Linked DNA regions of Homo sapiens: region 2 is linked to region 1. Evidence: chromatin contacts called from ENCODE Hi-C or POLR2A ChIA-PET data. All regions are on one chromosome and are shown on one strand. Each heading gives the region's core, a stretch centred on a gene start or an enhancer-like site at or near the end of the contact. The rest is flanking DNA. Distances are from core to core; before and after follow the strand shown. Region 1 holds the start of PCAT6 (prostate cancer associated transcript 6). Region 2 holds the start of NUCKS1 (nuclear casein kinase and cyclin dependent kinase substrate 1).

Region 1 (3,310 bases), core at 385-2,884:
TGAGCCCCACACCCAGGTAAACCAAAGCCCAGGACTGAGGGTGCAGTTACCCTGGATCTCAGTTGGGCTGAGTCATCAGAGAGGGATTCCAGGACAGGAGAGGAAGAGCAGATGGGAGGAGGAAGAGGTATTTATTAGTTACCAGGTGGCTCCCAGGACCCAGACCCAGCTTCCCAAGAACAGAAACCCAGAAATGAGCGCCTGGTCAAGGTGTAAGCTGTTCCCCAAGGGCAGCCCCGACAGCTGGGGCTAAAGCAGAACAGTGAGCACAGAAGTCCACCATAAGGGACCAGCTCAGCAGTAGACGATAGCATAGGAGGGGTTGCTGGTTCCCGGGAATTAAGCAGGGCAGGGAATGGGGGAGGATGGGTTTATCTCACCTGTGGTGCCCACCCATTGTGGAGGCTCCCTCAACACCGTTCTGAGCCTCCTTCCTGCTTCATGTGGTCAACCAGATTCTTCTTTGTCCAGCCCAAAGCTCCATCCTCAGCCAATGGTAGCCACAGAAACTCAAGGCCATTTACCCTCCCTTTCAACAAATATTTGTGGAGCGTGTGCCACGTGCCTGGTGCCAAGGAGAGAGACATTACTTCTTCCCTCTAGAGGCTTACAATCTGGCAGGAGAGGAATATGTATGGGGAGAGTGCAGGGACACCGCGGAAAAAAGACAAATACTGAGTTATAAGTGTTGTAATAGGGGGTAGTAACAAGACGTTGTAGGACTACACAAAATAAAACAAGGAGGCCAAATCGCAAGCGTTTGTGGGTTTCACAGGGGACATCTGACAGCAAACATTCCAGGGCACCGAGAGATGGTGAGGAGAGATGATGGCATTGAATTGGAGAGATGAGCTGAGATGGACTGCGCAGAGGACGAGGGAAAGCCGGTGCACTGGAGACTGGGGGAGACGAGAGGATCCACCGGGTTGGGAGGGGAAGGGTGGTGGTAGAAGCACGAGCAAGGCAGAGACCGGAGGCCAGGGCGGAAGGGAGGCTCACGGACACCTGGAGCCCTGAAAAGTTGTCAGAGGCGGCGAGGGGGTGGGGAGCGGACCCTACACGTGCGCTACGTGCTGCGCCGGCCGCTGGGGAGCCCGGTCTGCCCCCCTCATCCCAGAACCCGGTCCCAGGGCAGTTGCACGGCGCCCAGGGGGAGGGGAGGGAGGAAGTCCCCCCAAGTTTGCAACCCGGCAGCGTGGTCTTCGCAACGCGGTTACCGGAAGGAACGCGAGGAGCGCCTCATCACCAGGCGGGTGTATCTAGGGGCGAAGGCTGCAGATCTGGGGCGCAGGCTGGAAAGTGGGGTGCAGCCGGTTGACGTGAGGTCTGGGAGTTGGATGGACCGAATGAGGATGGAGACACCTAGGGATGTGTCCGAAGGATCTGGCGCTGCACAAATGAGGGCGGTTTGGGGGACGGAGGCCCGGGCGGGGGCGGAGTGTTGTCCAAGAGTAAGGAGGGGGTTCCTGGAGACGTGGCACTCGGAGCGGGGCTGGGTTCCGCTCCGGCCGCCTGGGCTGCAGCTCCGCTATGGCCTAGGAACCCGAACCTGACCCCGCCTAGGCCTCGCACCCAGCCCTCTGGGAGCTCCGGCCCCGGCACCTCCAGGCTGGGGTTGCCCAGGTCCGGCCTCTGGGGCGTCCAGCCGGCCCTAGACGAGACAATGCGGCCCGGGCCCCGCCCCCGGAGGATGACGCGCCCGGCTGCCGGCCAGTCAGCGCCCGTGGCTAGGCTCTTTAAAAAAAGAAGGGCCGGCGCGGTGTGGCTGTCAGCTGGGAGGGATCCCTCCGCCCATGTAAACATCATAAAGGGCAAGGGGAGCGTCTGTTGTGGGCGGGGGAGCGGCTGCCTTCCCGGAGAGTCCTCTCGGTCCCTAGGTTCCCCTCAAGACGCCGGCAACCGCCCCGTCCCTTAACGTCACACCGGGTCTGCTGGGAGCCAAACAGCTGCGGCCTGATCTGGGAGCGATAGAATCTCATCACTTAGGGTCACTACCGGAAATGGAGGAAGCCGGACTGGGAGACCTTGAGAGTTGGGAGCGAGAGGGAATCGTAGGACGCAGCTGAGAATTGGGAAAGATTTTCTTAGGCTTGTTCTTCCTGTCCATCTCAGTTAAATAATAATCATAACTCATGTAAGTCTAGAATTTGTCTCAAAGTTATGCCTACCTGGCTCGTAGGATGCCAACGTTAGGAGTGAAAATAGTCAACGCTCTCCCGAGAGAGCACATGACACTACATGAGCTTCATCAAGACCCTCGGAGGCCCAGAATGCGCACCAAAGAGCCATCGACGATAATTCTTCTACCCAACTTTTATTTAGTATTATTAAATATTCAGTAAAGTTAAAAGAAATTTGCATCAAATTCCTCTATACCCACTACCTAGATTCTATTATAACTTGCCACATCGCATATCTATCTTGCACTGATAATTCTTTTAATAGTGTATTAGCTGTCCCCTGGGCTTGACTCTCCATTGCAGTAGGGAGCAGGAAAAGACTCCAGGTCCCAAAGCCCTGGAGAGCTAAGAAAAGGAATACGTTCTCCCAGGACCACTGTGAACTCTTTCCTGGGCCCGGTACCTCTGGGAAAAATTTGTTGAAGGGAAGGCGGTTTTCTTCTCCCCCCACGCCCATCCCCCCTTTTAATTGAAGACTTCTTAAGCATAAGAGATTTCCTTCCACTAGGTGAATCTGAAAGCGAACTAAGATCTTGACAAACATTCCTTGCATACGTTTGGCAGCTTTCTGGATGAAAGAGGTCATTTCAATGTTGACGTTCTACTTTTTGAGCTTCCTCCTTTTTTCTGAGGCTGCTGGACACTACCCCCCCACCCCCGTCCCCCGTCTCCCGCCAAAAGAAAAAAGGCGCCTCAAAAGTGTTCGTATCTCTTAAAGTTCGTTAACCTCTTTGCCTCCGTTGCCTGCTCTGCAAAATGAGGATAATATCGTACCTACTCAATATGGTGGTTGTGAAGACTCAGTGAGCTAATACATGCAGAGCGTTTAGAGCAGTGCTTTACACACAGTAGCATTAAATAGCGGCTATCACCCATAAGCACATAACTCCCAGATTTATATCTCCAATTCTGATCTCGCCCCTTCAGATTTATACCCTTCAGTCTGTTGAAGGATACCCCGTTGTGTATTTCTACCTGTATGTACCAGAGACACCTCAAATTCAAAATGTCCAGAAATGAACACAGTATCTTCTTCCCTTGAGTAACTCGCCTTCTGTATATAATTGGGGTGAATGTTCCAGCAATGCCAACGGGCTAGCATCTACTCAGGCAGGTACGCCAGACATCTG
Region 2 (3,110 bases), core at 488-2,987, 2.9 Mb before region 1:
TGGGCATGGTGGAGCACGCCTGTAATCCCAGCTACTTGGGAGGCTGAGGCAGGAGAATCGCTTGAACCCGGGTGGTGGAAGTTTCAGTGTGCAGAGATCGTGCCACTGCAATCCAGCCTGGGGAGCATAGTGAGTGAGACTCCGTCTCGAAAAAATAAAAATTAAAAATAAAAATAAGAGGGACAGAGGGTGGAATGACATGGAAGAGACAAAAGATATTAATTTGTTTAATGCTTCACTGGTGGACTGTGCTATTCTCTTCTTTTTGGGAAGCCAGATTTTACAAAGGGAGACTTTCAGGAGGCAGATGTGGTGTGTTTTTTGTTGTTGTTGTTTGGAAAGTGTATCTTCAATTGGTTGTTAACTGACTGCTCATTGGAGACTTCTGCCAGATGCGCCCAGATCATTAGTCCGTTTGAATCATCACGTCTTCCAGGCCCCACCCTACTCTCTGATAGGCCCCACCTTCACCGTGGGGTCCTGTTAGTCAAGATGCTCTGAGAGCGCACAGCCACCAAACAAAAATGATCGCTTTGACTGTGACAGGGATTGACGTCTATTTTCGATAGCAGACTCAGCCTTAGCCATTCACATAGGAATCCTGAGCTCTGCCTTTGAGAGTATTAGGCATCCAACAAATGCTCACGGATTTAAGTGAAATGATGTGCGTTACTTTCAGTTATATGACTTCGAAGAGTCTTTGTTTTGTTTTTCAAAGTGCAAGGGTAAATCAATAGAATTCATAGGGTCTTGAGCCAGCTCCACCCATCTCTACCCAGGGACGGAATCATCTTTTAAAACTTGGATTTAACACTTACGTAGCACTTACTGTGAGCCAGAGACTATCCTAAAGACTTTTGATAGATATATCAACTCATTTAATACTAATAAGCCTATGCAGTTAGGTACCCTTGTTTCCCATTTTACAGATGAGAAAACTGAGGCACAGAGAAGGAAAGTTATACCACCATTAAGTAGTGGACCTGGGATTCCACCTGAAATACCTTGTGGCCCCTGAGCTCATGCTCTTAGTTATTGTACACCTGACTCTTTTCTTAAAATAGTAATGCACCAGACTGGGACTTTAATGACCCTGAAGTGGATCTCAAGGTCCAGAATGGAGAATGGTAATTGGGGGTGAAGATATTCCTTGATTATGATCCTGCCTCTCTACTCCAGCAGCCTCATTTGGTCCCTGAGGGTTAATGCCGAAGCCAGGGTAAGGGGCTTGTAGGTTTAAGGTCAAATTTTTTGAACCTAAGGAATTTCCCTCCAATTCTGTAGCAGCCCCGCAGTGACGAATCTGCTGCCTCTCCCACGGGTTTTGCTATTAGAGGATTTTCAAGGTGATCAAGGCAGACGAGATGAAACACCATTAAACTAACACTGAGCAACGCTGAACCCTACATAAATCTTTTTTTCTAGTCTTTCTAAGATACGACCCCAGACGAATCTGCAACTCTGGAGTGGAAACCAGGGGGCGGGCTAAGCAGCGACCATTTTTGTTTTGCGGCCGTGCGCTCTCAGAGCATCTTGACTAACAGGACCCCCACGGTGAAGGTGGAGCCTATCAGAGAGCAGGGCGGGGCCTGGAAGACGTGATGATTCAAACGGACTAATGATCTGGGCGCATCTGGCAGAAGTCTCCAATGAGCAGGCGTGTTGGGGAGGAGCGCACAAACCCTAGTGGGTTTGGTTGCACGGCGGCTTTGGCGCATTTTCGGCTGGTTTGATTCATCCATTTTGAAGAGACGGGGGAGCGGGGGGCTCGTCTGTTCCAGGAGCCCTGAACCAAAGAGCAGCGGAGTTTGAGAAGCCAGCAGCTCGGGGTTCGGCAGCAGCGGTCCCATCGGCTGAAGTTCGGGGGGGGTGGGGCGCCGAGCGCGCGGGGTGGGGGGGGTCCTGGTCTTTGGCTTCTCGACTCGGTCCTGTTTCGACAGCGAACATGTCGCGGCCTGTCAGGTCAGTGCGGAGTCTGAGGCCTGGAGCGGGTTGGAGGGGGATGGGGGCGAGTGGTGAAAAGAGTGGGGGACAGAAGGCTAGAGTCCGCCATCCCCGGTGCCGCGCGCGGCCTCCTCCCTTTCGGGGCCCGCGCGCACCCTTGAGCGTGGGGGGCCCTGCTGGCGCGCGGGGGTGGTGGCTGCGCGCCCGTGCGCGCGCCCCTCCCCGCCCCGCGCCGCTGCAGGGCTCCGGTCTGCTCAGCTGCCTCCCCCACCCACCGCACTAGAGCGGGCGGGGTGTCCCTGAGCCGCCAGCGGCCGGAGGGGGAGGGGTGTGAAGTCAGCGCCCCCAAGAGGCCCCACCTCCTCGGGGCCGTCCCCTTGGAGCCAGCGCGGGGAGGCGGGCGGACTCGAGCTCCACTCCCCACCTTCAGCGAGGAGGGGCGGAGGCACCCGTATTGCCCCTTCCCCCAGCGACTGGCGCGGGGGTGGGGGCCCTGAGCCCTCTCTGTAGCGGACGGGGGTGTTCCTGGCAAAGGGGGAGGGGCAGCACTGCCAACCGGCCCCGCCTCTGTCCTTCGGGGTCGCTGCAGGCCCCGCCTCCCGGATCGGGCCGAGCGTGGGCGGGACCCGTTTTTTTCCCCCCGGGCAAAAGTGAGAGTTCGGGACTGGATCCTGGAAAATAATGGGCTGCTGCCTCTCTCCCCACCTCAGAGTTTTGAGAGAGTTAACCCCAAAGTTCGCTCTTTCTCTCCGACTAGAAATGTCCTTCCTCGGGGAAATGTCCGTACTCAGGGAGGTGCGGGTTAACAGCACGGCCCAAATCCCGTGTGGTTCTCGTTCCACTCTCACCCGCGTACGCGTCTCGGGATATTTTTGTAACCCTCTTGTCCCCGAGTGACTTTAGTAATAAAAGGGCTAGGTTCGGGTAACCATCAGACTTCATTCTCGGAATTTCAACAAGTTTGCTATTCCCCCAGCTGTCGGTGGAATCGTCCTATGCCATTCTCCAGGCTATTGTATGGAATGTGCCATTTATGGAGGGGTGTGGTTTAGTCCAATCTGTTGAGGCCTTAAAAAGGAGAGCTGTTGCAAATAAATATTTTTAATGTAAGGAATTGGCTTCTTTGCATAGTGTGTTTTCTAAATAAATAGATAAAGGCTTAGTTT

The links. A loop is a pair of places that touch in the nucleus more often than their neighbours do. ChIA-PET counts read pairs that join two places held with the same protein, here RNA polymerase II (POLR2A). Pooled maps may share reads with other maps.
Region 2: a loop to region 1 is called in a pooled map, with 4 times the contacts of the local background. The contact joins the promoter of NUCKS1 here to the promoter of PCAT6 in region 1. A Hi-C loop is called at or near these places in 4 of 50 pooled maps. POLR2A ChIA-PET finds 5 or more read pairs at or near these places in 2 of 52 experiments (CD4-positive, alpha-beta memory T cell and activated T-cell).

The regions. Positions count from the first base shown.
Region 1 is chr1:202,809,278-202,812,587 of GRCh38, reverse strand. It overlaps PCAT6 (prostate cancer associated transcript 6), which reads right to left and starts at 1,634. Exons shown (of 2, transcript NR_046325.2): 1 at 1,218-1,634; 2 at 676-1,013. LOC124904583 reads left to right here. Exons shown (of 3, transcript XM_047439549.1): 3 at 1,029-2,350. The coding sequence ends at 1,553. RefSeq lists a silencer at 1,538-1,767.
Region 2 is chr1:205,748,809-205,751,918 of GRCh38, reverse strand. It overlaps NUCKS1 (nuclear casein kinase and cyclin dependent kinase substrate 1), which reads left to right and starts at 1,737. Exons shown (of 7, transcript NM_022731.5): 1 at 1,737-1,962. The coding sequence starts at 1,946. RefSeq lists an enhancer at 1,294-1,543 and a silencer at 1,964-2,563.